Linked DNA regions of Mus musculus: region 2 is linked to region 1. Evidence: chromatin loops called from intact Hi-C (ENCODE). Cell type or tissue: heart. All regions are shown on one strand. Each heading gives the region's core, and the rest is flanking DNA. Links, peaks and the distances in the headings are about the cores only.

Region 1 (16,233 bases), core at 4,047-12,046:
CTTGCTAGTGTATGCAATGGTGTCAGCATTTGGAAGCTGATTATGGGGTGGATCCCTGGATATGGCAGTCTCTACATGGTCCATCCTTTCATCTCAGCTCCATACTTTGTTTCTGTAACTCCTTCCATGGGTGTTTTGTTCCCACTTCTAAGGAGGGGCATAGTGTCCACACTTCAGTCTTCATTTTTCTTGAGTTTCATGTGTTTAGGAAATTGTATCTTATATCGTGGGTATCCTAGGTTTTGGGCTAGTATCCACTTATCAGTGAGTACATATTGTGTGAGTTCCTTTGTGATTGTGTTACCTCACTCAGGATGATGCTCTCCAGGTCCATCCATTTGGCTAGGAATTTCATAAATTCATTCTTTTTAATAGCTGAGTAGTACTCCATTGTGTAGATGTACCACATTTTCTGTATCCATTCCTCTGTTGAGGGGCATCTGGGTTCTTTCCAGTTTCTGGCTATTATAAATAAGGCTGCTATGAACATAGTGGAGCATGTGTCCTTCTTACCAGTTGGGGCTTCTTCTGGATATATGCCCAGGAGAGGTATTGCTGGATCCTCCGGTAGTACTATGTCCAATTTTCTGAGGAACCGCCAGACTGATTTCCAGAGTGGTTGTACAAGCCTGCAATCCCACCAACAATGGAGGAGTGTTCCTCTTTCTCCACATCCTCGCCAGCATCTGCTGTCACCTGAATTTTTGATCTTAGCCATTCTCACTGGTGTGAGGTGGAATCTCAGGGTTGTTTTGATTTGCATTTCCCTGATGATTAAGGATGTTGAACATTTTTTCAGGTGCTTCTCTGCCATTCGGTATTCCTCAGGTGAGAATTCTTTGTTCAGTTCTGAGCCCCATTTTTTAAGGGGGTTATTTGATTTTCTGAGGTCCACCTTCTTGAGTTCTTTATATATGTTGGATATTAGTCCCCTATCTGATTTAGGATAGGTAAAGATCCTTTCCCAGTCTGTTGGTGGTCTTTTTGTCTTATAGACAGTGTCTTTTGCCTTGCAGAAACTTTGGAGTTTCATTAGGTCCCATTTGTCAATTCTCGATCTTACAGCACAAGCCATTGCTGTTCTGTTCAGGAATTTTTCCCCTGTGCCCATATCTTCAAGGCTTTTCCCCACTTTCTCCTCTATAAGTTTCAGTGTCTCTGGTTTTATGTGAAGTTCCTTGATCCACTTAGATTTGACCTTAGTACAAGGAGATAAGTATGGATCGATTCGCATTCTTCTACATGATAACAACCAGTTGTGCCAGCACCAATTGTTGAAAATGCTGTCTTTCTTCCACTGGATGGTTTTGGCTCCCTTGTCGAAGATCAAGTGACCATAGGTGTGTGGGTTCATTTCTGGGTCTTCAATTCTATTCCATTGGTCCACTTGTCTGTCTCTATACCAGTACCATGCAGTTTTTATCACAATTGCTCTGTAGTAAAGCTTTAGGTCAGGCATGGTGATTCCACCAGAGGTTCTTTTATCCTTGAGAAGAGTTTTTGCTATCCTCGGTTTTTTGTTATTCCAGATGAATTTGCAAATTGCTCCTTCTAATTCGTTGAAGAATTGAGTTGGAATTTTAATGGGGATTGCATTGAATCTGTAGATTGCTTTTGGCAAGATAGCCATTTTTACAATGTTGGTCCTGCCAATCCATGAGCATGGGAGATCTTTCCATCTTCTGAGATCTTCTTTAATTTCTTTCTTCAGGGACTTGAAGTTTTTATCATACAGATCTTTCACTTCCTTCGTTAGAGTCACGCCGAGATATTTTATATTATTTGTGGCTATTGAGAAGGGTGTTGTTTCCCTAATTTCTTTCTCAGCCTGTTTATTCTTTGTGTAGAGAAAGGCCATTGACTTGTTTGAGTTAATTTTATATCCAGCTACTTCACCGAAGCTGTTTATCAGGTTTAGGAGTTCTCCGTTGGAATTTTTAGGGTCACTTATATATACTATCATATCATCTGCAAAAAGTGATATTTTGACTTCCTCTTTTCCAATTTGTATCCCCTTGATCTCCTTTTGTTGTCGAATTGCTCTGGCTAATACTTCAAGTACTATGTTGAAAAGGTAGGGAGAAAGTGGGCAGCCTTGTCTAGTCCCTGATTTTAGTGGGATTGCTTCCAGCTTCTCTCCATTTACTTTGATGTTGGCTACTGGTTTGCTGTAGATTGCTTTTATCATGTTTAGGTATTGGCCTTGAATTCCTGATCTCTCCAGAACTTTTATCATGAATGGGTGTTGGATCTTGTCAAATGCTTTTTCTGCATCTAACGAGATGATCATGTGGTTTTTGTCTTTGAGTTTGTTTATATAATGGATTACATTGATGGATTTTCGTATATTAAACCATCCCTGCATCCCTGGAATAAAACCTACTTGGTCAGGATGGATGATTGCTTTAATGTGTTCTTGGATTCGGTTAGCGAGAATTTTATTAAGAATTTTTGCATCGATGTTCATAAGAGAAATTGGTCTGAAGTTCTCTATCTTTGTTGGATCTTTCTGTGGTTTAGGTATCAGAGTAATAGTGGCTTCATAAAATGAGTTGGGTAGAATACCTTCTACTTCTATCTTGTGAAAAAGTTTGTGCAGAACTGGAGTTAGATCTTCTTTGAAGGTCTGATAGAACTCTGCACTAAACCCGTCTGGTCCTGGGCTTTTTTTGGCTGGGAGACTATTAATAACTGCTTCTATTTCTTTAGGGGATATGGGACTGTTTAGAAGGTCAACTTGATCCTGATTCAACTTTGGTACCTGGTATCTATCCAGAAATTTGTCCATTTCGTCCAGGTTTTCCAGTTTTGTTGAGTATAGCCTTTTGTAGAAGGATCTGATGGTGTTTTGGATTTCTTCAGGATCTGTTGTTATGTCTCCCTTTTCATTTCTGATTTTGTTAATTAGGATTTTGTCCCTGTGCCCTTTAGTGAGTCTAGCTAAGGGTTTATCTATCTTGTTGATTTTCTCAAAGAACCAACTCCTCGTTTGGTTAATTCTTTGAATAGTTCTTCTTGTTTCCACTTGGTTGATTTCACCCCTGAGTTTGATTATTTCCTGCCGTCTACTCCTCTTGGGTGAATTTGCTTCCTTTTTTTCTAGAGCTTTTAGATGTGTTGTCAAGCTGCTTGTATGTGCTCTCTCCCGTTTTTTCTTGAAGGCACTCATAGCTATGAGTTTCCCTCTTAGAAATGCTTTCATTGTGTCCCAAAGGTTTGGGTACGTTGTGGCTTCATTTTCATTAAACTCTAAAAAGTCTTTAATTTCTTTCTTTATTCCTTCCTTGACCAAGGTATCATTGAGAAGAGTGTTGTTCAGTTTCCATGTGAATGTTGGCTTTCTGTTATTTATTTTGTTATTGAAGATCAGCCTTAGTGCATGGTGATCTGATAGGATACATGGGACAATTTCAATATTTTTGAATCTGTTGAGGCCTGATTTGTGACCTATTATGTGGTCAATTTTGGAGAAGGTACCATGAGGTGCTGAGAAGAAGGTATATCCTTTTGTTTTAGGATAAAATGTTCTGTAGATATCTGTCAGATCCATTTGTTTCATCACTTCTGTTAGTTTCAGTGTGTCCCTGTTTAGTTTCTGTTTCCATGATCTGTCCATTGGTGAAAGTGGTGTGTTGAAGTCTCCCACTATTATTGTGTGAGGCGCAATGTGTGCTTTGAGCTTTACTAAAGTTTCTTTAGTGAATGTGGCTGCTCTTGTATTTGGAGCATAGATATTCAGAATTGAGAGTTCCTCTTGGAGGATTTTACCTTTGATGAGAATGAAGTGTCCCTCCTTGTCTTTTTTGATGACTTTGGGTTGGAAGTCAATCTTATCAGATATTAGGATGGCTACTCCTGCTTGTTTCTTCATACCATTTGCTTGGAAAATTGTTTTCCAGCCTTTCATTCTGAGGTAGTGTCTATCTTTTTCTCTGAGATGAGTTTCCTGTAAGCAGCAAAATGTTGGGTCTTGTTTGTGTAGCCAGTTTGTTAGTCTATGTCTTTTTATTGGCGAGTTGAGACCATTGATGTTAAGAGATATTAAGGAAAAGTAATTGTTGCTTCCTGTTATTTTAGTTGTTAAAGGTGGCATTCTGTTCTTGTGGCTGTCTTCTTTTAGGTTTGTTGAGGGATTACCTTCTTGTTTTTTCTAGGGCGTTGTTCCCGTTCTTGTATTGGTTTTTTTCTGTTATTATCCTTTGAAGGGCTGGATTCGTGGAGAGATAATGCGTGAATTTGGTTTTGTCGTGGAATACTTTGGTTTCTCCCTCTATGATAATTGAGAGTTTGGCTGGGTATAGTAGCCTGGGCTGCAGTTTGTGTTCTCTTAGTGTCTGTATAACATCTGTCCAGGTTCTTCTGGCTTTCATAGTCTCTGGTGAAAAATCTGGTGTAATTCTGATAGGCTTGCCTTTATATGTTACTTGACCTTTTTCCCTTACTGCTTTTAGTATTCTATCTTTATTTAGTGCATTTGATGTTCTGATTATTATGTGTCGGGGGGAATTTCTTTTCTGGTCCAGTCTATTTGGAGTTCTGTAGGCTTCTTGTATGTTCATATGCATCTCATTCTTTAGATTTGGGAAGTTTTCTTCAATAATTTTGTTGAAGATGTTTGCTGGACCTTTGAGTTGAAAATCTTCATTCTCATCCACTCCTATTATCCGTACGTTTGGTCTTCTTATTGTGTCCTGGATTTCCTGGATATTTTGAGTTAGGATCTTTTTGCATTTTCCATTTTCTTTGATTGTTGTGCCGATGTTCTCTATGGAATCTTCTGCACCTGAGATTCTCTCTTCCATCTCTTGTATTCTGTTGCTGATGCTCAAATCTATGGTTCCAGATTTCTTTCCTAGGGTTTCTATCTCTAGTGTTGCCTCGCTTTGAGTTTTCTTTATTGTGTCTACTTCCCTTTTTAGGTCTAGTATGGTTTTGTTCATTTCCATCACCTGTTTGTATGTTTTTTCCTCTTTTTCTGTAAGGACTTCTACCTGTTTGATTGTGTTTTCCTGTTTTTCTTTAAGGACTTGTAACTCTTTAGCAGTGTTCTCCTGTATTTCTTTAAGTGATTTATTAAAGTCCTTCTTGATGTCCTCTACCATCATCATGAGATATGCTTTTAAATCTAGGTCTAGGTTCTCAGGTGTGTTGGGGTTCCCTGGACTGGGCGAAGTGGGTGTGCTGGGTTCTGGTGATGGTGAGTGGTCTTGGTTCCTGTTAGTAAGATTCCTCCGTTTACCTTTCGCCATCTGGTAATCTCTGGAGTTAGTAGTTATAGTTGACTCTGTTTAGAGATTGTTCTTCTGGTGATTCTGTTACCGTCTATCAGCAGACCTGGGAGACAGATTCTCTCCTCTGAGTTTCAGTGCTCAGAGCACTCTCTGCTGGCAAGCTCTCTTACAGGGAAGGTGCGCAGATATCTTGTATTTGGACCTCCTCCTGGCCGAAGAAGAAGGCCCAAAACAGGACCTTTCTCAGACACTGTGTTGCTTTGGCAGTTCCCAGGTGGTACAGACTCTCACTTAAGCAGACTAAATTCCTAAGTTCCTTGGAGTCCCGGGACCAAGATGGCGACCGCTGCTGCTGTGGCTTAGGCCGCCTCCCCAGCCGGGTGGGCACCTGTCCTCCGGTCCGGAAGGTGGCCGGCTGTCCCCGGCCCACACAGGGTGCTGCCTCAGCGCCTCTGTGCTTCTGCCTGTTCCAGAAGCTGTCAGGTTCTCTGGCGCACCCTCTCACCTGTTCAGACTAATTTCCTAAGTTCGGCGGGTCTCGGACCAAGATCGCAGCAACTGTTCTTAACCTCTGATCTCTGACCCCTACCTCTTTTTATTTTTTGTGACAGGGTCTCACTATGCAGACCTAGCTGTCCTAGAACTCAAGATGTGGAGCAGGCCGGCCTTAAATTCACAGAGACTCACCTACCCACCTCTGCTTCCTGAATGCTGGGATTAAAGGCATGTACCACCATACTTCATATTTTTCAGTGTTTTTTTTTTAAGATTTATTTATTTATTTATTTTATGTGTATATGAGTACACTGTCACTGTCTTCAGACACACCAGAAGAGGGCATTAGATCCCATTACAGATGGTTGTGAGCTACCATGTGGTTGCTGGGAATTGAACTCATGACCTTTGGAAGAACAGCCAGTGCTCTTAACCCCTAAGCCAACTCTCCAGCCATTTCTGTGTTTTTAAATTAAATTTACAAGATGGATACAAAGTAATAGGTAAGCTTCATTATGGCATTTCCATACACATGCACTATGACGCTTCATTCAAATTTGCCCCTCCCCTATACTGCCCTCCCAGGACCCTCCTCCTTCTCTCTGGCTGGTTCCCTTCTGGATTCAGGGGCACTTTTGTTTGGTATGTATACACAGCCATCTCATGGTAATCAATTTTCACTTGACTCCCAGGAGAGAGTTAAAAACTGTGTGGTCTTTTACGCTGTGGCCTCGGAAGCCATTCTGTATCTCCCCTACTGTATTCTACTGGCTTCATTCAGGGCACGAAGTGTTCAAGAACTGGAGGGCATATTGTAAAACCACCATGCTTAGCCCACACTGTATTAAGCACTGCGTTTCTTTGTGTATATATGTGTTTGGGTGGGATGTCTGCTCGGCAGTGAAGGAACTGTGGAGGGCAGAGAACAAGTGTTGGGGGTTGCTTTTCTCCCTGCCTGTGGGTCCCAAAGATCAGGTCGGTAGGCTTGCGGGTGCGCCATCCACTGGCTCGGGCCCTTATTTGAGAGCTTATTTGGAAGCTGAGGCACAGAGCTTAAGTTCCCATCGCTATGCCATTAGCAAAGCAGGCAGGATTTGAACCAGTGTACCCTCTGAGAAGACCACAGCCTCCATCTTACGTGGCCTCTATAGAGATATCCCTACCACATCCAAGTCACACACAGTGAGTTTCTATTTATATCTGCAAGCTTGTAAACTCCCCCGAGAACGTTCAAAACCACACAACAGAATGTGTCCTTTTGCCATCTCTGGCTTCTGCATATCATGGTTTTCTTTTCTCTCTTTCATTCTTCCTATCTTTTCAGACTAGGTCTCACTCTTCCAGCCCTGGCCTGGAACTCACTATGTAGGTCAGGCTGGCCTTGAACTCTTTGAGCTTCCAGAATACTGGAACTAAAGGCGTGGGTTACCACACACGGCTCAGCTTGGTTTTCTTTCCCTGGAATACTTTTCTCCCATTCACTCATCTGTTTACAAGATTATTCCTCGGGTCTTTGGGAAAACCTTCTCTGACTAGCCAGCTCTGGGGTAAGTGCACCTTGGACCTCAGTGCTGAGCAGCTGTTGTTCTTACAATTATGTCTCACAAGGTGCCTATTGTCCCGGCTGCCTCCTCCTCTGGACTCTAAGGGCAAGGGCCTGATCATGTTCGTAGAAGCTGTGCTAGCAAGGAACACGCTCCTCCTAAAAAACATGTCACCAACCTGCAAATTTCTCACGACCCTCATACACAATTATCACACATTTTTTCACACATAGACATAGGAACAAAGATGTTACGCCCCAGATCTGTCCACATGCACTGTGGCCCCGTGCAAGCTCAATCACTACCCACTCTCTCACTGTCACTAGACTATCATATGTTCAGGTACCGCTACAGGTCTCATTTTCTTCAATCGCTGCCTTATACTTTTTTTTTTTTTAAACAAATACAGTCACCATCTGCATTCCGAAAACAGGGTATGGAGTTGAGTGAATATGACAACAGTTCTATTTTTCATCCACGCCATCACAGGCTGTTTCTTTCATGAACACGATCCCTGATTTATGCAATCACTGTCACCGCCGTCCATCTTCCCGGTTTCTTCCTTCTCCTCCCGGTGCTCTGAGGGCAGGTCTGCAGGGTCTGCTGCCTAGGGCGCTCCAGAGTCTCCGCCTGGGCGGGCGCGGCCTAGCCCCGCCCCCTCATGCATATGTAGTACCCCAGCCCAGCGGCCCGGCCCCCAGACGGCCATTTGTAGCGGTGCCGAAGGCTGCGTTCGGCTGCGCTGCAGATCCGCGAAGAAGAGCGCGCTCCCTGGCCGCTGCGTCCTCTGCCCTGGAGCCTTCCCGGCTCTCCAGCGTCTCGGGCAACTCCCAGCCGGTCCGAGGGATAGCGCTCCGCGGCCCTCCAGGCCACTCACGGACCCCGCGCGCTCTACCGCCTGTAACCCAGCCGGCCGCACTCGTCCCCGGAGCCGGGCCTAGGGCGCGCGGCGGCCGGGCTGGGCTCGGGGCGTCCCGATGGCCGCGGCCGGCTGGCGCGACGGCTCCGGCCAGGAGAAGTACCGGCTCGTGGTGGTCGGCGGTGGCGGCGTGGGCAAGTCGGCGCTCACCATCCAGTTCATCCAGGTGCCTGGAGACGGCCTGCGGGGTGGCGGCGGCGGCGGGGTGGCGCTACCTGTGGCCGCGGCGACCCCGCCCGGGGCGCGCGGGTGCGGGGCTCCGGCGCGTGCGGTGCGCGCGGGTGCGGTTTGCGCGGGGCCAGGGCGCGCGGCTGCGAGGGCAGGAACAGTGAGGAGTCGGCGCTGCGCTCCTGCCCTGCGGCCACGGCGCCGCGCTACTGCCCGCCAGGCGCCCGGCGCGGCGTCCGGGGAGTCGGGCTTCTCAGGAATGTGGCCCGGAGGGCGGAGCTGGCCGGGTGGGAAGCGCAGTTCCACCTTATCACTGCGGTCAGGGCGGGAGCCCGCGGGTTGCAGCCGCGCCGCGGTGCCGGGCTTCCTGCCCTGAGGGCCGGAGTGGGGACCCCGCGCCTGCCTCGGTGGCAGCGCTGGCCCGGGCTACTTGGCGGCGGCTTCGCGCCGCCGGCTCCCAATAGTGTTTTCTCTTTGTGTGTGTTTGAGCTTCTCTTACAAGTAGTCTGTTTGGTGGTACGTCCGGGTGGGAGTGTTTGATCGTGCCCTAGGGAAATAATGGCTTCGAGGAAGTTAAAAATGTGCTTTGATAGGGGCGAGACCATTTCCTTGGAATTCCCGGTGCCTGCCTGCTTCGCGCTTAGGTGAAGTTTGGGGTGAGCCCCGCTAGGAGGGGACGAGTATGAGTTGTGTGTTGCACCCTTCTCCCCCCCCCCCCCTATTTTCTGTTTGCTGGAGGAGGAAAGTCGGGTTGTGGCAAAGAAAAGGAAGGTGAAATTTGTCTTTAGATTTTATTCTAGGTTAAGACGCCCGAGTGATTTTCCTTTCTCTTCTTTTTGATTTTTAAAAGCAAATGCAGATCTCCTTGCTTTTGTCACCCTGAAAGGCGTGGCATATGTTGGGAAGAGAGCGCAGGTACCCTGCTAAGTAACAAAGGTATTTTTACTGTATTAAAGAGGACGGGTAGCAAAATGTTTTTGTGTGTGTGTGTGTTTGTTTTGTTTCACCCATTTGTTGAATTGATAGAGTTAAATAGCTTATTTTATTTCGATGTAACTGTGGTGTTTATAGTGTTATTAAGACGCACAGTTCCATAACCTAAATGATAATTTTCACATCGCGTGAATGAACAGTAGCTGCTCCTGTAGTAATTCATGGAATTAAAAAAGTGCTGCTCAACTTTTGTATTCAGAGAGGATGCTTATGTCATGAGCGTTGACAGTATGCTCAGTGGCGGTGGCAGCGGCAGCGGCTGCAATGGTGGGGGGCGTTGGTTTATGTTTACCAGTCTTCAGTCTGGCTTTTTGGCAGTTGTTATTTGCCTGGGACCAAAAGAGACTTAAGTGGCTGACAGCAAAACAAGTCACAGCTAAGTCTCCCTGGTGGCTGGTTTTGGAGGGAACCAAGAAGGCAGAGGATGGTCCTGGGTCCCAGAACCGGTGGATAACATTACTTAGATTTAAGTCAGAAGCATTTAAGTTTTTGAGGGAAGGACTATCTGAATATGATTGTTTCCACAAGTTAGGGTATTTGCGAAATAGTTTAAAAAACCCTTACACTCCAGGTGATTACTGTCTTCCTCAGGACCTTCTCGAATTCATTTGTTGACGACTTTGTGAGTAGTCTGGTATCTAGAGGCTCAAAAATGAGGTCAAGTAAAGACATGCATGGCCATGATGTATGCAGATAAGGACCTTTGAATTCTACAGACTTGAATATGTGCCTTTGGTTTATTGGCTATGAAAACACCCAAGTAGCTTTTCTGTGCCTCAACTTTCTTACTAGTTAAATAGCTCTCAGTACATGTCCTTTATAACTTTTGCATTATGAGAAAGATCTTCGAGTTGTGTTGAACATGCAATGTGTACTGTGTTGATAATAGTCACTTTAGTAAGTGTGAGAGATGAGACCTTTAGATGCAAGGGGATTTGAAGAAGTCAGTGTTGGAAGGCTTCAAAGATGCACTGTGGGGCTGGGGATGTAGCTCAGCGTAGAGTGGTTTGTCCAGTGTGTGGAAAGCTCTGCCTTCGAGCCCTAGTGCCAGAAAAAGAGCACTGTGTCTTATCAGGGGTTGTGTGAGTGGAAATGTGATGGATCTGGGGAGCCACAGGCCAGATTAGAAAGAGGAGGCCGATGTGTGGGGAGCTGGGAGTGGGAGAGGCATATGTGACTTGGGGCTTTTGGGGCTGGTGAAACAGGAACATAGGCTCTGAGGTTGACTTGGTGAGGAGGAAGGAGGCACAACACAGCACCTGTGTGGAGACCCAGCCATTCCCCTGAGTTTGATGTTGGGTAAGTTACTGAACCTGCCTGTGCTCCGGCTTTCAGTCATCTGTAAGCTGGGGTAATAAAATTATACAGCTGTAGAAATCAAATGGATTCACATCAAGGGCTTGGGACAAGGTGTAGGTCTACAAAGGCTACCTCCATTACTCTGCCACTCTTAGATTAAGTAACTAAAGCTGCAGTCTATCATCTACATCAGCACACACTTATAAACACACCCGCACCGACTCGGAAACATACATACCACACTCACAGTGCCCCCTCCCCATAAAAGGGGGGTGTGTATTTAGATGGCATTTCAGTTTTTGTTCCCCCTCCCAACCCTGACCGTTCTCCACCACCTCACCCGGTGTTAGGGGTCAAACCCAGGACTTTGGCAGTGGTTTAACCTCGGCATATCCTTTTAACACTTAATTTTATTTGTTTTTTTAGATTGAATCTTGCTAAGGTTCTAAGAATAGTCTTAAGTTCTGTAGCCCAGGCTAGCCTTCAGCATCTCAGTTAGCTAGGATTACCGGTATGTATCTAGCTTGGCTGCTCATACTTTTTTTATTTTTAAAAAACCATTGTACATTCTATTTGTGAATAGAATACCTAAGTGGTGAGTAGCCTCTGGTTAGGACATGATTTTGACATAGAGTGGGAGGCAGAGAGTTGGGAGTCTCAGCTTCTTCCAGACTAGATAACTGGAGGTTTCTGCCTCTCCCATTTTTTCCTTTAGGGCTTTGAGTTGTTTCCTGTGAAACACTGAGTTTCATTGAACAGATCTCTGGCTCTTTGTAATTCTACAGTTCTTCTGTGTTCTGACTCGCTGGTATCTTTGGTCTAGTTTCTTAGGTTTTCTAGGTCTCAATTTCCCATCTGTAAAGGGAGAGTAACAGAGGGCTTAGGGTTTTTGGAGTAAATAAAATGCCGGCAAATCAAACCAGGCAGCACAGCCAAGGCTGGGTAAGTCAGTGACCACCTTATTTGTGGCGATTTGGTATCTTGATGTTCTTCCAAAACAAAATTTGTAGTTTTTCCTCAATCCATAATGTAGTCCATTATTTTCAGGCTTCGCCCTTTCCACCTACACCAGGAGGTACTTAGACGGTGAGTATTGATTTCATTAGAGTTGGGAAAACGTTATTAATTTGGGATTGATTTTTAAGAAATGATGGCATAGCTTAGTGGTAGTTCTGTTACCGGTGCATTTAGGGTCAAAGCCTGGCCTCTGTCACCCCAGACAAGCCAGGCTCTGCCAGTTGTCCCTGACACACCAATTAAAGAGACATGTAATGGTGAAAAGCAGAGAAAGTACATTTATTGAAGATGGCAGTGGGAAGAGGAACAAATCAAGGGGACTGGTGATCCCTGTGTCATCTTTGGGGTACTGCCATGACGTTTGGGTTTAAATGGAAGGAAAGAGGCATGCATAACTAAACAGACTGGGTCAAGATGTGGTCCTGCCCATCCTAACTTCAGTTCTAATCTGTCCTTTAAGGTGATCTGGTCAGTTGTCAGAATTGTGTGAAGTCTCATCTTGGATTCATGCCGCTCTTCTGGCTGACACCAGGCTTCAGCCTTTCTCTTCCTCCAGCGTGAGATTTTTGGAGGAAGCTTTAATTCTTTGAGGTCCGTTGTTCCAATAGTTGGATGGCACAAAAGTTACTCTCTCTGCTCTCCTGTCCACATAGTTTTAGCAATATGTGTCTAGCATTTTCCAGGCCCTGGGTTCAGTTCTCAGTTACAGAAAACCAAGACATGGACAACAACACAAAAATTGTAATCATTAAGTTTTGGGGGTTAATGGTTCTTTGGCAGCTCTGAGAAGAGGCTGTCTGTGTTCCCATGGATTTAAAGACATATGTTACCCCGTTGCTGTTCTTTTAGAATCCTAACTTTTTACTTAATCTGTTGGTCAGATTTTTGAGCTGTTTAGGGGTTTGGTGGTCTCAGGTTGTAGCCCAGGCTAGCTTGGATGGAACTTGAGGTTGTCTTGCCTCAGCCCCATGAGTGTTTTGATTACAGGCTTGTGCTCAGCTTGTGTTTCTTAGTCTTGTTTTTCTTGTTTGTTTGTTTGTTTTCCTTTGAGACAGGGTTTCTCTGTGAAGCCCTGGCTATCCTGGCACTTACTCTGTAGACCAGGCTGGCCTCAAACTCAGAGATCCGCCTGTCTCTGCCTCCCAAATGCTGGGATTAAAGGCGTACATCACCACTGCCCAGCTTGTTTCTTATTCTTGAACATTCATCTTAAGATCTTGTTAGCTAGGACAGCTGCCTCAAAAATTGTTTCTTCCTAGATGTTGCCTTTTGAGGAAGGCATTTTCCATGTCCTATCCTAGATAGATTTGGAGTCCTGTTTTTGTGTCAGTAATTACTTGATCCACGTTCCAAGGCTGGGCCTTTAACATCAATGCTGTTCTCTTGCTGCATCTTGGAGACACTGTAGTTAGAAGTTAGACACCGAAGAGCAGGTGAGATGGCTCAGTGAGGAAAGGCCTGCCTATCTCTGGAACCCACATAATGGAAGGAGAGAACCAACCCTTGATCATTGTCCTCTTAACCTGTGTGTGCTAATTTGATTTTTTTTTTCCTTTAAAGATAAGGTCTCTGTGTAGCCCTGGCTATCCTGGAACTCACTATCTAGACCAGGCTGGCTTTGAACTCTCAGAGATCAGCCTGCCTCCCAAGTGCTGGGATTAAAGATGTGTACCATTACACCCAGCCAACTTTTAAGATTTTAAACTTTATGTAATTAACTATTTTGAGATAGGCTCTTACAGCCTGGGCTGGTCTCAGACTTGCTGTCTGTCTGAGGAGGACTTTGAACTTGTGCTGCATTCCCCTCCAGTGTGCACCAGCATGGCAGTGTCTTCTTAGTGAGTGCACTGTATTTGGTGGTTAGAGGACAATTGATACCTACTTACTTGATTACCTATATGTTTACCTATAGGCTCAACAATCCTGTAGAAATTTGAAGGTACATTTTGAGCATCATGGGAATGGCACATGTACAAGGCTATGATAGGTGCAGTCAATTGCACGAATTGGAAACCACCTACACAGAGGAACAATGGACTAAACAGTGATGTGTTCCCCAGGGAAACACAGCTACAAGAATGATTGAGAGCGGTCCCAGTGAACTGTGGGGTGTTTCCTCAACATAGATTAAGAGGCAGCGTGGTAGAACACACTGTTAATCCTAGCACTTGAGAGGCAGAGGCATAGGCAGTTAGATCTCTGTGAGTTTGAGGTTAGTCTGGTCTGTATAGTGAGTTCTAGGTCAGCTAGGGCTACTACATAAGGAGATCATGATTCCCTGTGAGCCCCCCCCCCCAACCTTCCCCTTATGACATGGGGCTGGGATCACTCAGTGGTTAAGAGCATTGGCTGCTCTTTCATAGACCTAGATTTAAGTCCTGGGACCCATGTGGTGGCTCATAACTGTCTGTAACTCCAGTTCCAGGAAGTCTGACTGCCTTCCTGGCCTTTCCAAGCACCGTGTATGTAATGGTGCACAGATGTATATACAGGAAGATACTGATACACATAAAAAATTCAAAAAAAGTTCAGAAGTAACTCCTGCGGGCTGACGGGACAACAGCTCGGTAGGTAAAGCGTTTGTCATGCACGTGTGTGGACAAACATGTTGGTGGATTCTGGGCATCTGAGCCCTCAGGAGCAAGCTGCCTGGCTAGAGTAGATGAATCCCTGAGCTCTGGGTCGAAGGAAAAGACCCTGCCCCAAAGTATAAGGAGGAGAGCGATTAAGGATTAAGCGATTACTCACCTTCAGCCTCTGGCCTCCACACGTGGGTTATGCACACTTCCACACTCTTGTGCACCTCCATGCATATATGTACATTACATACACATTAAGAAAAAACCCTCCTGTTATATAAATGAAGGAAAAACGCAGAAAATAAATTTGTATTTGCTCGTGGGGACAAAACCAAAACAACACAGGGATGCTTGAGAGACTGATGAGGGAGGAGGGATGAACTGGAAGTGGTGGTGGGAACAGGGACAGGGACCCTTTTTGGAATCATGTTAATGTTTTATCCACTCGGTATGTAAGTAGCAAAGAGTAAGTAAGGCAGTCAAGCAATGAAGGAAAAGGGGCATCTTGAGGGGTACAGCCAGGCGTGGGCAGTGTACACCTGTGATCCCAGCACTTGGGAAGTAGAGCTAGGACGGTCTGCTGTCTACGGCCAGTGTGGGCTATGTGAGATCTTGTCCCAAGAAACAAAGACGATGGGCTACAGATAAACAAATGAACTAATTGGTCAGCATAGCAACAAACATTGAAAAGACCAGGGGAAATGCTTCAGGTAACTTTTGAACCCAGTGTTTGGACTGTATCCTCAGGTTAGAGAGGGACTTGAAGCAAACATTGAACTCTGGTTGCTAGGCTCTGCCCCTCCCTACCCCTCCCTGTCTCCTTCAGCTTCTGCCCCCCTCCCTTTCCTCCCTCCCTCCTTTTCTTTCTCTCATAGGCATTGGTCTACAGTTTGTGGCACTTTTGAATACTAATATTAGCAAATAAGAAAATGTAATTTGGAAACTAGGGGCCATTGTCTCACTGCTGGAGAGGAGGCTGTAGAATCGGCAAGGGCAAAGGTTAGCCTGAACTCACAAGGTAAAAAGTTGACACAGAAATGTGTATGCATCTGAGTCCCTTGCTGAGCACCTTTCCAGCTCCATTGAGGGCTGTAGAAATGGTGGACCACTAACATCCAGAGTGCCAGATGGAACTTCAGAGAGACATCTGATTCCAGGGCTGGGGTCAGAAAATGCAAGGAGAGCTTGGAATGTCCTGCAGTATAAGGAATTATTCTAAAAAAAACCCCAAAATGATGAGAACTTCTCTGAGAAAGACAAGCAAGCCTGGAAGAATTCCTCTGTGCTGAGTTGGGCACAGTTTATCATTAAAATAGACAAGTGCTTATTGTCTATAAAGAATCTATGCGGTTAATCCCAGCCCTGGAGATTGGGAGGCTGCAGGAGGATTGTGAGTTTGAGGCCAGATTGAACTATATAGCAAGATCTTGTCTCAACAAAGCACGAACTCGATCTGTGGGTAAACTTGATCATGATAAATAAATGAGCAGAATTTTGACTAATGAATGAACACACAGGAAATAGCAGAATCAGAGAGAAAATAACCATTTGGCAACCATAATGATTAAGCAAGAATCATAAATGAGTATTAAAACTAGTAAGCGAGGTGATGGGTGTGGTGGGGCATGCTATTGATCCAAGCTCTCGGGAGGCTGCAACTGGAGGGTCCTGAGTTCCCGGCTAGCATGGGCTCTGTAGCGGAAGTAGCTGGCTTTTCTTCTCCTGCCAGTGTGTATTTCTCAAACAGAGGAGGTACTTGGCTGATCTCACTTTGATACCCAAGTTTACTGGAATCGGTGAATCTCAGGGAGGTTTCCTGCCCCGCAGATGACACTCCTACAGTCAGTCAGCCCTAGGGCGTCCGAGGGAGGTGCCCTGCCTCAGAGTCACCCCCCCCCCCCAGCCAGCTTCTTCAATGTTGCTTGAGGTTAACAACAGTTTGTTTTAGAGGCTCATAGCTTAACCATGGATTGCTTATCCCGAGAAGC
Region 2 (16,233 bases), core at 4,808-12,807, 130 kb before region 1:
AATTCTTCAACGAATTAGAAAGGGCAATCTGCAAATTCATCTGGAATAACAAAAAACCTAGGATAGCAAAAACTCTTCTCAAGGATAAAAGAACCTCTGGTGGAATCACCATGCCTGACCTAAAGCTTTACTACAGAGCAATTGTGATAAAAACTGCATGGTATTGGTATAGGGACAGACAAGTAGACCAATGGAATAGAATTAAGACCCAGAAATGTCACTTGATCTTTGACAAGGGAGCTAAAACCATCCAGTGGAAAAAAGACAGCATTTTCAACAAATGGTGCTGGCACAACTGGTGGTTATCATGTAGAAGAATGCGAATTGATCCATTCCTATCTCCTTGTACTAAGGTCAAATCTAAGTGGATTAAGGAACTCCACATAAAACCAGAGACAGTGAAACTTATAGAGGAGAAAGTGGGGAAAAGCCTCAAAGATATGGGCACAAGGGGAAAATTCCTGAATAGAACAGCAATGGCTTGTGCTGTAAGATCGAGAATCTAGGGCTGGTGAGATGGCTCAGTGGGTAAGAGCACCCGACTGCTCTTCCGAAGGTCCAGAGTTCAAATCCCAGCAACCACATGGTGGCTCACAACCATCCGTAGTGAGATCTGGCTCCCTCTTCTGGAGTGTCTGAAGACAGCTACAGTGTACTTACATATAATAAATAAATGAATCTTTAAAAAAAGAAAAAAGAAAAGATCGAGAATCTACAAATGGGACCTCATAAAATTGCAAAGCTTCTGTAAGGCAAAAGACACCGTCAATGGGACAAAAAGTCCACCAACAGCTTGGGAAAGGATCTTTACCTATCCTAAATCAGATAGGGGACTAATATCCAACATATATAAAGAACTCAAGAAGGTGGACTTCAGAAAATCAAATAACCCCATTAAAAAATGGGGCTCAGAACTAAACAAAGAATTCTCCCCTGAGGAATACCGAATGGCTGAGAAGCACCTGAAAAAATGTTCAGCATCCTTAATCATCAGGGAAATGCAAATCAAAACAACCCTGAGATTCCACCTCACACCAGTCAGAATGGCTAAGATCAAAAATTCAGGTGACAGCAGATGCTGACGAGGATGTGGAGAAAGAGGAACACTCCTCCATTGTTAATGGGATTGCAAGCTTACAACCACTCTGGAAATAAGTGTGGTGGTTCCTCAGAAAATTGGACATAGTACTACCGGAGGATCCCGCAATACCTCTCCTGGGCATATATCCAGAAGATGTTCCAACTGGTAAGAAGAGCACATGCTCCACTATGTTCATAGTAGCCTTGTTTATAATAGCCAGAAGCTGGAAAGAACCCAGATGCCCCTCAACAGAGGAATGGATACAGAAAATATGGTACATTTACAGAATGGAGTACTACTCAGCTATTAAAAAGAATGAATTTATGAAATTCCTAGGAAAATGGATGGACCTGGAGGGCATCATCCCGAGTGAGGTAACCCAATCACAAAGAACTCACATGATATGTACTCACTGATAAGTGAATATTAGCCCAGAAACTTAGAATACCCAAGATATAAGATACAAATTGTGAAACACATGAAACTCAAGAAGAACAAAGACCAAAGTGTTTGCCCCTTCTTAGAACTGGGAACAAACCACCCATAGAAGGAGTTTCAGAGACAAAGTTTGGAGCTGAGACGAAAGGATGGACCATCTAAAGACTGCCATACCCGGAGATCCATTCCATAATCAGCCTCCAAAAGCTGACACCATTGCATACACTAGCAAGATTTTGCTGTAAGGGCCCTGATATAGCTGTCTCTTGTGAGACTATGCCAGAGCCTAGCAAACACAGAAGTGGATGCTCACAGTCAGCTATTGGATGGATCACAGGGCACCCAATGGAGGAGCTAGAGAAAGTACCCAAGGAGCTGGGGGGATCTGCATCCCTATAGGTGGAATAACAATATGAACTAACCAGTACCCCCTGGAGCTTGTGTCTCTAGCTGCATATGTATCAAAAGATAGCCTAGTCGGCCATCAGTGGAAAGAGAGGCCCATTGGTCGTGCAAACTTTATATGCCTCAGTAGAGGGGAACGCCAGGGCCAAGAAGTGGGTGTTGGTGGGTGGAGGAGTGGGTGGGGGAGGGTGTGGAGGACTTTTGGGATAGCATTGGAAATATAAATGAAATAAATACCTAATAAAAAGTATATTTTAAAAAAAGAAGCCCTTTTGTAGAAATACTATAGTTAAAAGAATTTGTGACACATTATAAGCTCAAAATTCACGATCTTTAAAATATTTTTCAAAAAGTCTCAATTGCTAAGACCCTTTTATAACTTCTTGAAGGGAAAAATGAATGAAAGGCAAAACCCTGTTTGCTTTATTAACAGTCTCTGATCATTAGTATTTGTGATGTCAGTATGTACTGGAAATAACCTCAGAACACTGTCTATAAAGCTTAGAACAGGCGACAGTACCATGTGGCTGTGTGTGGAGTTGCATCAAACACATGCAAAACACTAAAACTTCCTAATTTGCTGGACTTACAGTGTGTTGTGTAGGGAGGGAGGCTAAAGTTAATAACTTGTATCCTGTACCTCTTCTTCTATGCCTTTCTCTCTTTGTTGTTAAAAGATAAAAATTGTGTGCTTTTTTATCTGTTTCCTAAGTACAAGCTAGAACTCAAAGGATTAAAAAATGAGTGAACTTGGTTCTAAGGACAGTTTTAGTAGGGTTGGTTGTTGGTTTTTTTTTTTTTTTTTCTCACCCAGTATGTATGTGGTTTTAGTCTTAAGACACTGATTTTAAAATTTCAATCCACTTTGGAACTAGGAAAAAAATGACTTCAGTAAGAGCCCCTTGCTAACCCTGTTTGTAGGGGCGCACGTCCTCAATCCCAGCACTTGGAAGGCAGAGAGAGGCAAGTGGGTCTCTAGTGTGAGGCCAGCCAGGCTGACTGACACAAAGAAACCTTGTCTCAAAAGTCAGGAGGAAGAAAAAAGGCAATCACTGTGCAATTAAACCAGGAACTCTAGCGCTACAGGATAAAGGTTTGCTGCTGCTGACCGGCTGCTGGTCTAAGTCCAGTTTCAGTGAGACCCCTTCTCAAGCGAGTAAGTCAGGACGATGGAGCAGAGTGCCCAAGGTCTGGCCACCTACTAATATGTTCAAGTATGTGGACCTCATACAAAAGTTTTTCGCTTAAAGGACTTTACAGAGTTGGATGTGATCCTCTTTCTGTTTAGTCTGTTGTACTCAGTTACTCCATTTAGTCTGCTGGACAACTGAACAGTAAGATTCCCCGAGTCCTGTAACAAAGATATCATCTGGAATCTAAGCATCTTCACATGTAAATCTATGAGCTGGCACAATGAAAAAGAAAACTAGACGTCAGAACTCATGCTCTAAGCTCTTAGTGTTTGACCATTAAGCCATTGGAGCAAGTCTCTTTAGTCCTCAGCTTGTACACTTTTATAATCCTTGATATACAGAGTTTTTTACATTTAAGTAATTTGTGATTTGGAAAGTATTTGAAATAATATAGTTAAAAAGTGTAAAAAGTCTTATTAAAAATTATAAGAATTGGCAAAGCAACAGAAGAATTTGATATCAGTTAAGCTCCATGCTTTAAAGTGCAAAACCATTCATGTTGCCAGTGGCATGTTCAGGTGCAGGCCTAAAATGCTAGCTGTAAGTGACTCAGTCATGAAGAACCTGGAAGTTTAACGTAAGGACCACAACACTGTGGCCCTAAACTGCTGAGCTTCCTTGTTGCTAAACCTAATCTCTACACCTTGTTTGGTGTAATTTCTTTCTATCACCTCTCAGTAAGTCAAGTGATCTTGGAGAACTAGTAACTGCGTTTGTGATGATTCCATGTGAAAAAAGCTGAGTACACAAAAGAAACATGCTTGAATGCATCTCATTCTCAGAGAATTGTGCTGAATAAAGAAAGCTAATCTCAACAATTCTGTTGTATGATTCCATTTAAATGTCAGGATGGATAGATAGTTGCCCGGGTTAAAGTGGGCACCTGGCTGTGACAGCTGGTGGGCAGTAGGAGCGATCTCTGGTGGAACAGTTCTTTATCTGACTGTTGATCATCATACTGAACTAAACATATTGTTTAGAAGCAAGTACATAAGTGAGATTCTATAAACTGGTGAAGTCTCAGTGAGGAGACATGTCAGTTTCCTGCAAGACTTCCCGAGACAGAGGAACTGGGTGAAGAGTAGAGGGCTGTTAGAATCATGTTGTCTTACAATTACCTAGATTAAAAACATCTTTTAAGCATAAGCCAGACGTGATAGCGCTTGTTTGTAATTTTTTAATGTATTGGATGCTTTGAAAGAATAGCAAGAGGCCATTCTTTTTTTTTTGTTTGTTCTTTTGTTGTTATTTTGTTTTCTGGTTTTAGCCCTGGCTGTCCTGGAACTCACTCTGTAGACCAGGCTGGCCTCCATCTCAGAAATCTGCCTGCCTCTCCCTCCTAAGTGCTGGGATTAAAGGCATGTTGTACCACCGCTGACTGGCCGAGACCATTCTTTTTTTTTTTTTTTAAAGATTTATTTATTATTTTATGTAAATACACTGTAGCTGTCTTCACACACTCCAGAAGAGGGAGTCAGATCTCATTACGGATGGTTGTGAGCCACCATGTGGTTGCTGGGATTTGAACTCTGGACCTTTGGAAGAGCAGTCGGGTGCTCTTACCCACTGAGCCATCTCACCAGCCCGGCCGAGACCATTCTTAAATAAAGAGTAGAAATGATAGCGCTTGTTTGTAATCCCAGCACTTGGGAGGCTAAGGCAGGAGAGGAGTAGATTGGGAGTTGGCCAGCCTGGGCAGTAAGACTAAAATCAAAATTCCGAGAGGTAGCTGTTCTCTGTGCTGGAAATATGTAGCCTCTGGTATATTTTGAGTGGTGGGGATTTGTTTTTTAAACCCAATGTTTCCAGAAAAGAGAATTGTTAGAATAGCTGCATTCCAGGTAAATGAGAAAACAGTTTGTATTCTGTATCCTGCAAGTGAGGTTAGCAGGTTTTGTATACACAGTATGTGTATCCATGTTGTAATCCCAACTCCTCAGAAACTGAAGATCACCTTTCAAGACCAGTCTGGCAATCATACTTAAATTTTTTAATGTATTGGATGCTTTGAAAGAATAGCAAGAGGCCATTCTTTTTTTTGTTTGTTCTTCTGTTGTTATTTTGTTTTCTGGTTTTAGCCCTGGCTGTCTTGGAACTCACTCGTAGACCAGGCTGGCCTCCATCTCAGAAATCTGCCTGCCTCTGCCTCCTAAGTGCTGGGATTAAAGGCATGTGCCACCACTGACTGGCCGAGACCATTCTTAAATAAAGAGTAGAAATGATAGTTGTCAGACAACTTCTGATACTCCAATAACTCCAGTTAACTGAATAAAGTCAGATTCAGGTCACCAGAGGTGTTAAGCCCTCAAGTGTATTTTCATATAACCTAGTCATCTTATTAAGGTCTCTGAAATCATCTGCCTAAGAATTGGTTGTTTCCAGTTTATAAGTGAAAGGAAGAAGAAAGTCTGCAGGACTTTTCTGTTTCTCTTTTGTACAGTTTAGTTCCTGGGAAGACAATTCCTAAGGAACTGCTAACTGACCACAGCGCTTAAGTCAGCTCCCAACTCGCTGGGAAAACTAAAATACTTGTTTACACTGCTGCAGAAACCAACTCTGAGAGAGGAAGAAGACAACACACTTCCAGGGCGCAGCTCAGGGCGGAAGAGGCTTGTCCTTTCTGGGTCTCCGTACAGGCTCTGTAGCTGCATCCTTGCTGGTCTCCCCGCCCCCTTCCACGTCAGCCAAGGACTTGGTGGAGCCGTCGCGGCAGCGGCTGTCCGGACCGGTAGTCGGCGGTCCCACGGTTCCCTCCCGGCCTCCGCCCCTCGGAGCCAGGTAGCGACCTGGGCCCCCGAGCCGCGGGGTTGCGGCGGTCGCGCGGGGTCAGCGAGCCACCGGATGGGGAGATGCCGGGCGCTTGACTAGGCCGCGGCGACGGGCGGTGGGGGCGGGGAGCTGGGCCGCGGTCCCCTGGGCGGTGGGACAGGGGTCTGCGCCGCCTGAGGCCTGACCCTGCATAGACAGAGGCCGGTGAGGGGCGGCCGGGATTCCCACGGGGGACCCGCCACAGCCGAGGAGTCCCAAGGTTCTGCAGCGTCTTCGCTCGCGGGCCGCCCTCCTGGAGCAGATCCGACTGTGTTAGGTTGGCAATCACGGCCCCGTGACGTGGTGCTCCGGGTTGTCACTGTGGTGTGGACCTCGACTCCACAGCTTTGCACACCCTGGGTCGGGGAGTGGACGGGTACGGGGACTGAGTGATTGTCACTAGAGTTCACGGAAGGAGAAGGTGGGGAGAGCTCTACAGGTCGTCCGAAGTCACACGCGAAGAACTTCAGGCAGTTTAGAAGATCACGACTGATTTGCGGAATTTGTCTCCCTTTTTTTTTTTTTTTTCTAATGATGTTTGTATTCATTTTTGTAGATTTTCCTGGCACCTTTCGTCCTTTTCATCTTGTATTGGGTTGATTATAAACAGAAACCATGACGGCAGCCGAGAACGTGTGCTATACGTTAATTAACGTGCCAATGGATTCAGAACCCCCTTCGGAAATCAGCTTAAAAAATGACCTGGGTAAATAGTTTCTTAACTCAAATAGGAATTATTTTAATTGATAGATTAAAAACGTAAAAGATGGACAAATTAATATGGTGTTTTTTAATACATATCTATATGGTCTGATATTTAAATCCTGTCAAATATAATTATCTCAAACATTCATCTTTTCTTCATAGTGAAAACATTTCACATTCTTTCATAGAGATTTTTTTATTTTTTTGAGATTTTAAAAATATATATACAGTATATAGTTATTAATTGTAGTATACAGTGTCATACCTGAACTTTTTTATCTTGTACTCAGCAGCCATTGACCAATCCGCCTCTCCCAGCCTTCCTTCCTTCTTACTCTCCTAGGCTCTGTGAGCCACGGTCCTTTTTTTTTCTTTTTGTTTTCCTTTTTCCTTCTTAAATAAAGCCTTACTCTTTCCCTAGGTCAGCCTGGAACTCACTAATAGGCCAGGGCAGCCTCCAACTTATGTCAGGTCTTAGTTCAGCCTCCAAGGGTTACAGGTGCAGGCCACTATTCACCTTTTACTTTCAACTTCTCTGATGATGTAAGTTAATACTTCATAAAATGTTTCTACTCTCAACCTCCTTTCACCTGAGGAAGTTTCTTATTTATTATGTGTGTATGTGCACAAAAATGTGCTAGTCATGTATGTATAAAGTGAATTTATATGTGAGGCCAGGGGTAAACCTTAGGTGCCTCCCTCAATCATACTCCACCTTACTTGTTTTTTTTTAGACTTTGGATTTTTATAAGATTTATTTTTAATTGTGTATATGGGGAGGTGCCCGTGTGTGTAATGCTCAGGAAGGCCAGCTGTGTAGGCTCCTCCTGGAACTGGGAGCCACTCGATGTGGGTTCTCTGCAAGCGCATTATGTGCTGTTAGCCACTGAGCCGTTTCCAGTTCTCAGTCTTATTCTTTACTATTTATTAGTGGGAAGTGGGGAGACAAACATGCATAGCACCAGTGTAGGTGTCAGCTCTCTCCTACCATGTGGGTTTTAGGCATTGAACTCAGGTGGTCAAGCGTGGCAACAAGTGCCTTTTACCTGCTGAGCATGCTCAGTGGCTCCCTTCACATGCTTTTTAGACAAGGGATCTCTCACTGACCCTGAAGCTTGCTGACTTAACTAGACTAGCCGGCCAGCAAGTCCTAGCGATCCTCTTGTTTCCGCCTCCCCTTAACGCACTAAGGTTATAGGCGTGTGCTATGCCTGACTTTTACATGGGTGTAGAAATTGAACTCAGATCCTCAGTGCTTATGTGGCCAGCACTTTACTTACTGAGCCATCTCTCCAGACAACATTTTTTTTTTATTTGTCTTATTTTTTGAGTCAGGGTTTCTCTGTGTAACAGCACTGGCTCTCCTGGAACTCACCTTGTAAACCAGACTGGCCTTGAACTCAGAGATCTACCAGCCTCCTAAGTGCTGGGATTAAAGATGTGCTCCACTATGCCCCGCCCCATACAAAGAATACATTTTTAATCATACATTATGATAGTACAATTCAATCACAGACTAATTTGATGACCATAGGAAAACAAAAAACCTTGTAAGTATAGTAAAAGCATTGCAGCTCATACCATACAGTTTGAGATCTGAGCTGAGGTGCTTCAAACATTATTTGGTGTTATGTGTTATAATATAATGTAATGTAAACATGTCATGTGCTCAAAACCAAGACTGCATCAAAGTCATACAGTGCAACACAGGCAGATGTTACCAGAAATACTGGATTTTGAATTGTGTGGTGTGTGTGTGTGTGTGTGTGTGTGTGTGTGTGTGTGTGTATGTGCTTAGAAACTTTTTGCTGATGCCAAATTCTATGTTCAGTTGTGGTACCCCAAAATGAGTGACTCTCGGTGTAAGAAGCTAGGATTAGCGGCTGGATAGCAGTTAAGAGCACAAGCTTGTCTTCCAGAGGACCAGGGTTTAGTCCCTAGCACCCACGTGATTGCTTACAAACTGTAATTGTGGTTCCAGTGGATATGATGCCCTCTTCTGGTCTCCCAAGAGCACTACATGCATATGATCCACAGACACACATTCTGGGAGAGACACCAATACACACAAAATATAAAATAATTTTAAAGAAAGAAGGAGCTGGGATTAGGCCAGGAAGATGAGTCAGAAAGTGGAAACCTTTACCACCCAAGCATGACAACCTGAGTTAGGTCTCTGGAACTCATGATGGAGAGAAACTTAGCCTGAAAGTTGACCTCCGTGTCCATGCTGTAACATATGTGCCCATGCTTACTTACACATATAAACACAAGGTAGTTAAATTTTAAAAAGACAGCTTGAATCCAAGTAAATGTTGATAGTTGTAGTGAAAATTGAGAAATCAAAAGAGACTCATTTATATTTCACATTTGCTTATAGTTAAAAGTGCTTAATTTTTCTAGAGTTTTGCTAAATATTTTTTATAAGTTATGTATGCTTGTATGTGAATATGTGTACATTAGTGCAGGTCCTCTCGGTAAGAAGAAGGTATGTCTAATCCCCTGGAACTGGAGTTCTTGGTGGTTGTGTGCTGCCCGATGTGGGGGTTAGGGACAGAGCTCGGGACTTTTTTTTACGTACCTTAACCTGTAAGCCATTGATCTCCAGCCTCCCCTCTAGAATTTTTGAGAATGTCTTTAGTAGACCTTTTATCTTAAGAAAAAGGAATTTTTTTTCCCTTTAGACTTGTAGAATTGGTTTATAGAAATAGGATAATAGCCCAGCCTAATAAAGCTAAAGAAATAAAATCATTTAATTACTTGTTCTTCAAAACACTATAATTTCTTGCATAGTTTAATGTATGATACTTAAATATATCTGGCAATTTTCTGTAGGTAATAAGTCAGTATAAGCAAACAAATGAAGTTAATACAAAAGTAAACATGAACATCCCCTACATGTTTATATTTTCATCTTGAAAACATTTTTGCAAAAGAAACATATATGTTTGAAGTTTGAAAACTCATGCTCTGCTCCTTTAAAGTATATAAGGGCCATTATGTACTTGGAATTCCAACTGTTCAGAGGGCTGAAACAGTGGGTCACATTTTTAAAACTAGTCTGGGCAGCTTAGGCCCCTGTCCTGGTGAAGTGCTAGGGGCTATGGACATGTTAACTATATAGTACTTGCCAAGTACTCAGGAGGCTCTGAATTCAGTACACAGCACTAAGAAGGAAAGCGGTGTGCTGTGTGATTTTACAGGATGGGGTTGAGGCCAGGGCGTACTGTGTAGCCCTGCCTAGAGCTGGCCTTGAGCTGAGGATTGACCTGTTCTAACTTCTCATGTGCTAAGCTAGAAGGTACTCAGTGTCTGCTTCCCTGTGGTATAGCTCTAGGTTCAGGAGCTCTACGTTAACTCAGTTGGTTAGAGACCAGAAGTCTAATCCAGTACTATCAGATCATATATAAGGTATCTGAGATTCAGAGACAAAATAGAGTCACAGACATGTTGTTTGGATTTGTAACCTTGTTACCACAGCTGATAGTAAATTTAGTTTGTTTTATTTTAAACTATCTGAGGAACTTAGTTTTGAAATAATTGTGTTTGTTTTTGTTTTGTTTTGTTTTGTTTTGTTTTTTAATTATTGAATCAGAGAAAGGCGATGTGAAGTCAAAGACTGAAGCTTTGAAGAAAGTGATCATTATGATTCTGAATGGGGAAAAGCTTCCCGGACTCCTGATGACAATCATTCGCTTCGTGCTGCCTCTTCAGGATCACACCATCAAAAAGTTGCTCCTGGTCTTCTGGGAGATTGTTCCTAAAACAACTCCAGATGGAAGGCTCTTACATGAAATGATTCTTGTGTGTGATGCATACAGAAAGGTAAACCAAACCATAACTATTGGCTTTGTTGATTTGTAATTATAAAATTGCTGTAATAGATACTATTAGTTTTCAAAATTAAATGTTTGATGAAATGAAAAAAATTACAATACTTATTATTGAAGTTGTAAACTCAAAAGCTTAGACTGCCTGAAGCTGGGCCTAGCTGTTAATGCTGCCCAACATAAAAACCTAATATATTATCAAATACTTTTTGGTGGATTTGGGGGCGGATTTTTATTTGGTTTTGTTTTTCTTTGTAACTATTGCATAAGTCTCAGAGTAAACTTCGTAGATGACAACATCTTACCATAATATTAAAAGATTGGACATGCTTGTAAAATTTATTGTTTAAAAAATTATTTTGGGGCTAGAGAGATGGCTCAGTGGTTAAGAACACAGACTGCTTTTCCGAAGACCCTGAGTTCAAATCCCAGCAACCACATGGTAGCTTACAACCATCAGCAATGAGATCTGACACCCTCTTCTGATGTGTCTGAAGACAGCTACAGTGTACTTATATATAATAATAAATAAATCTTTGGGCCAGAGTGAGTGGGGCCAACCAGGGCGAGCAGAGGTCCTCAATTCAATCCCCAGCAACCACATGATGGCTCACAACCAACTAACTGTACAGCTACAGTGTACTCATATACATAAAAATTAATAAGTAAATCTTTAAAAAAATTATTTTGTTGCCTTTTCCAACATTTTCTGTGTATTTTATGTTATTAAAAGATAGTAGTGAAATGAGTAAAAATTGTTTTAATCAAGAGGAATCAGAAGGAAATCAGTAATCTAGGTCTTTTTCCTAAATCTAACTTTAACTTTTTTCAAATTAGAAATTTTACATTTAAAATTTGATTTTTATAAAACGTTGAAACTTAAGTCTGTGAGATGGCTCAGCAGGTAAAGAGAGTTTGACTCCCAGGATCCACTGATTCCTGCAAGTTGTCCTTTGACCTCCACGGTGTGTGTGAGTGTACACACACATGCATACACGAATAAGTAAATGTAAGGTTTTTTAAAGTTGAAACTCAACATTTCTTGCTGTAATTTTTATATCAGGATCTCCAGCACCCCAATGAGTTTATTCGTGGATCTACTCTTCGTTTCCTTTGCAAATTGAAGGAAGCAGAATTGCTGGAACCTTTAATGCCTGCTATCCGTGCGTGCTTGGAACATCGTCACAGCTATGTTAGGAGAAATGCTGTTTTGGCCATCTATACCATCTACAGGTAAGGGAGGATCTATACCATCTACAGGTAAGGGAGGATCTATACCATCTACAGGTAAGGGAGGATCCTCCTTTGCTTTACTTCTGTTTTCAGTGCTTTAGAGTAGAGGTTCCAGTGTGGTTGGTTACAGAATGTATGCACTTGTAGATATGTTTTACTAATCAATACAGTATTTTTTCTCTTACTGTCATTACATTGTTACCATGGAGAAGTCAAAAACGATCTGGCATCAGTGAGCCCTAGTTTCCGCATGACAACAGTCAGCTTGAATGGCACAGTGCCACTTAAGATTATTGTATGCTTTCTAGTTTAAGACCATAACCATTATTCCTAATTGTATTGCTGCAGTTCACTCAGTTCATTTATTCACTTGCTAAAGGCATTACAATTTTTTACCTTGTTTAAAATTCTCATTTTGAACAGTGTGGGTCTTGTCTTACAGGCTATAAAGAAGTATGCTTTTAGTGAAAAGAGCTGTGATTCTTAACTGATTCTTAACAGCAGTTGATAATTTGCTGGGCCAGTGGTGTGTCGTCTAAGTTCAGCTTCTAGGGAAACCTAAGTCAGGAGGATGATGGGTTTGAGGCCAGTCTGAGCAACTTAATGAGTCTCTAAGTAGAAAAGGGTTGGGGATGTGGCTCAGTGGGTATTTGTTTAGCAGGAACAAGGCTTTGGGACAGTCATTAGAGTAAAGTAATAAAGCTGGAGATGTGGAAATTTAAAACAATTGTGAAGTTCAGAGGAGGCTAGATTACTAAATTGCTAAATCATGGCTGTCAGTCCATTTAGAAGTAGATTATGGGGCAGTGGTAGATAAAGCTCAGTAGCAGAGTCCTTGCCTAGAGTGTGTGAGCATGGATTCAGGTTGGAGTCCTAGCACTGCCACTTTAACTAGGATATATATTATTTTGTGTCTGTGTGTGCATGTACATGTTTATATGAGTGTGTGTGTGTGTGTGTGTGTGTGCTCAGGCCAGAGAACATTAGATATTGTTCCTCAGGCACCATCAACCTTTAACTTTGATGTGAGGACTCTCATTGTTGAGGAACTCACCAAGTATTCAGGCTGGCTGACCAGAGAGCCCCAGGTATCTTGTCTTCACCTTCTCAGCACTGGGATTACACCAGGCTGGCATCGAACACACAGAGATCCACATGCCTCTGCCTCCCAAGTAATAGAATTAAAGGCATGTACCATGGTACCCAGCTTGGCTTTTTTATTATTATTAAGATTTATTTATATATCTTATATATGAGTGCTCTGTCTTCATGAATACCAGGAAAATGGAACAGATCCCATTACAGATGGTTGTGAGCCACTATGTAGTTACTGGGAATTGCACTCAGGACCTCTGAAAGAGCATCCAGTGCTCTTAACTGCTGAGCCATCTCTTTGTCCCCTCCACTCCCCTTTTATAACCTAAGTTCTAGAACTTAGGTCTGCAAGTACTTTACCAGCTTTTATTTATATATATATATATATATATATATATATATATATATATATCTTCAGCCCCTGAAATATTTTTATAAGCATCTTTGTTCTTTAATATGTTACTTGGCTGAAACACAATTTTATTTATTTTAATGTTATGCTATAATGTTGACAGAAGTAATATTTTGTTGATAATGTATTGAATTCTTGAATGTTACCATAGGCACTATATAGTTTTTAAAATAATGTTGTTAGTAAATACGTTGCACAGATTATGAAAACAGACTGTTCCCTCAATACTTCTTAAGAAAGGTTGTAATATTGTAAAACTGACACTATGTTAACTTAATAGATGAAGTTTTAACCTATAGTTTCTTCTCCTGCTTCTAATAGATATAGAATTAAAAAAAAAAAAAAACGAAAGTATTGCATTCTAGAGTTTAAGTTTTAATGTTGGTAATGTCTGGAAAGTAACTGAAATAGGAAAGTGGGCATTTACTTAATATGAATGTTACCTATTTTGTCTAAAGAAATTTTGAACATCTTATACCTGATGCTCCTGAACTGATACATGATTTTCTTGTGAATGAGAAGGATGCAAGCTGCAAAAGAAATGCATTTATGATGCTAATTCACGCAGATCAGGTAAAGTACCTAAAAATACTTCCTTACTATAGTTAAACAAAAATGAAAACTAAGTCCTCGGCATGTTTTCTGTATTGTTTATTTTGTTTTGGTTTTTTGTTTTGTTTTATTTTGGGACAGGATTTCACTATGTAGCTCTGGCTGTCCTAGAACTCACTCTGTAGAGCAGGCTGGCATTGAGCTCACAGAAATCTACTTACCTCCACTTCCCACGTGCTAGGGTAAAAGGTGTGTGCCATGAAGCCTCACCTCAGCAGACAGCATGTTTTTAATTAGTAGGTTGATTTGGCGAACCTACGGTTTGAGGTCAATAGAGTAATGTCTAGTTAGCCAGGGCTACACAGAGAAACCCTGTCTTGAAAAACAAAGTATTGATGTTCTTACGGAAGAGATATTAAGGTCATGGTTCTCTGTGTACATTGCCTGATCATGAGAGTGCCTGGGAGATTTTTCTTCCAGGTCTCAGTAATAGAAACACAGCTATACTCTATTCACAGGTCTCAGTAATAGAAACACAGCTATACTCTATTCATTTGGAGTTTTGAGAAAGAATCTCCCTTTGTAGCTCTGCTGGCTTAAAACTTGCTATGTAGATCAGGTTGGCCTCAGATTTGCAGTGATCCTTGTGCCTCTGCGTCTCTGGTGCTGGGGCTACAGGCATAGGCCATCACACCTGATTAGAAAGAACATGCTTCAACAGCTGCTTTATTTCAATTACATGAATATTCTGAATCATTTAGGACTTAGGACTTTTTCCCTTGGCTTACCAGTTTAAAAAGACTCAGATCACACATACATGCCCAATTCTAGGAAGTGTTCTGATTTCCTGACATATATTTGTTTAGCTTCTTCCTTAATTTCTTTCACTTTTTTGTTTGTTTGTTTTAATATTTATTTATTATTATATGTAAGTACACTGTAGCTGTCTTTAGATACACCAGAAGAAGGTGTCAGATCCCATTACGGATGGTCATGAGCCCATGTGGTTGCTGGGAATTGAACTCAGAGCCTCTGAAGAACAGTCCGTGCTCTTAACTGCTGAGCCATCTCTCCAGCCCCATTTCTTTCACTTTTTTCCCTCAGTTAATTCTTTTTTGCCTCAGTTTCTTCATTAGTTTTATATCTGGGGAAAAGTGTGTGTGTGTGTGTGTGTGTCGTATTAATTCATTACACCAAATGAATATAAATATACTCTTTTTTTTTTTTTTTAGGATCGAGCTTTGGATTATTTAAGTACATGTATTGATCAAGTTCAGACATTTGGAGACATTCTACAGTTGGTTATTGTTGAACTAATTTATAAGGTAAGAATGATAATTTATACAAAAAAATCAGGATAGCTAAACCAATCCTATACAATAAAAGAACTTCTGAAGGTATCACCATCCCTAATTTCAAGCTGTATTACAGAGCTGTAGTAATAAATACCAAGCGGTTTTGGCATAAAAACAGACATGTTGATCAGTGAATCAAAGACCCAGTACATAAACCCACATACCTATGGATACCTGATTTTTGATAAAGAAACCAGAAATATACAATGAAAAAAGGAAGCATCTTCAACAAATGGTGCTGGTCTAACAGGATGTCTGCAAATAGATCCATCCATATCTTTCACCCTGCACAAAACTCAAGTCCATGTGTATCAAAGACCTCAACACAAAACCTCATATACAGATCCTGATAGAAGAGAAAGTGGAGAATAGCCTTAAATGCGTTGGCAAAGAGACTACTTCCTAAACAGAACACCAATAGTTCAGGCACTAAGATCAGTAATTAATAAATGGGACCTCATGAAACTGAAAAGTTTCTATAAGGCAAAGGAATATCAGAAACTTCACCAATTCCATATCTGACAGAGGACTAATATCCAAAATATATAAAGACCTCGAATAGACATAAACAAACCAAATAATCCAATTAAAAGGGGATGGGGATACAAATCTAAACAGAATTCTCAGCAGAGGAATCTCAAATGGCCGAGAAGTCCTTAAAGAAATGTTCAACATCTGTAGCCATTAGGGAAATGCAAATCAAAGCAACTACAAGATTCTTACACCTGTCAAAATGACTAAGATCAAAAATAAAAGCTTATGCTGGGAGGATGTGGAGCAAGGAACAGTCATCCACTGCTAGTGGGACTGTAAACTTGTACAGCCACTTTGGAAATCAGTATGGCAGTTTCTCAGAAAATTGGAAATTGTTCTACCTCGAGACCCAGCTATATCACACTCCTGGGCATACACCTAAAGATCACTCCATTCTACCACAAGGGCACTTACCCGACTATGTTCATATCAGCCTTTTTCATAATAGCTAGAAACTGGAAACAACCTACATGTCCCTTAACTAAAGAATGGATAAAAAACAAAAAGAACATTAATTCAGTGGACTACTACTCAACTGTTAGAAACCATTACATTGGGCTAGAGAAATGGTTCAATGGTTAGGAGTACTGAC

Evidence for each region. A loop is a pair of places that touch in the nucleus more often than their neighbours do. Peaks named below come from ENCODE experiments on the same cell type or tissue, not always from the same donor. Only the 100,000 strongest peaks of a DNase experiment are listed, where the experiment ranks them.
Region 2: it touches region 1 in a loop (2.4-fold over the local background); 1 of 42 quality-filtered maps calls a loop at or near these places.

Annotation. Positions count from the first base shown.
Region 1 is chr7:114,109,518-114,125,750 of GRCm38, reverse strand. It overlaps Rras2 (related RAS viral (r-ras) oncogene 2), which reads left to right and starts at 7,970. Exons shown (of 6, transcript NM_025846.2): 1 at 7,970-8,355. The coding sequence starts at 8,248. In heart, for the core only: CTCF peaks have their summits at 7,992 and 8,610; DNase peaks (open chromatin) are centred at 7,970 and 8,610; H3K4me3 peaks cover 3,343 bases; H3K27ac peaks cover 2,391 bases.
Region 2 is chr7:114,244,268-114,260,500 of GRCm38, reverse strand. It overlaps Copb1 (coatomer protein complex, subunit beta 1), which reads left to right and starts at 5,821. Exons shown (of 22, transcript NM_033370.3): 1 at 5,821-5,895; 2 at 6,482-6,631; 3 at 10,226-10,455; 4 at 11,524-11,693; 5 at 13,659-13,773; 6 at 14,985-15,077. The coding sequence starts at 6,541. In heart, for the core only: CTCF peaks have their summits at 5,852 and 8,631 (motif pointing left); DNase peaks (open chromatin) are centred at 5,780 and 6,200; H3K4me3 peaks cover 1,504 bases; H3K27ac peaks cover 1,273 bases.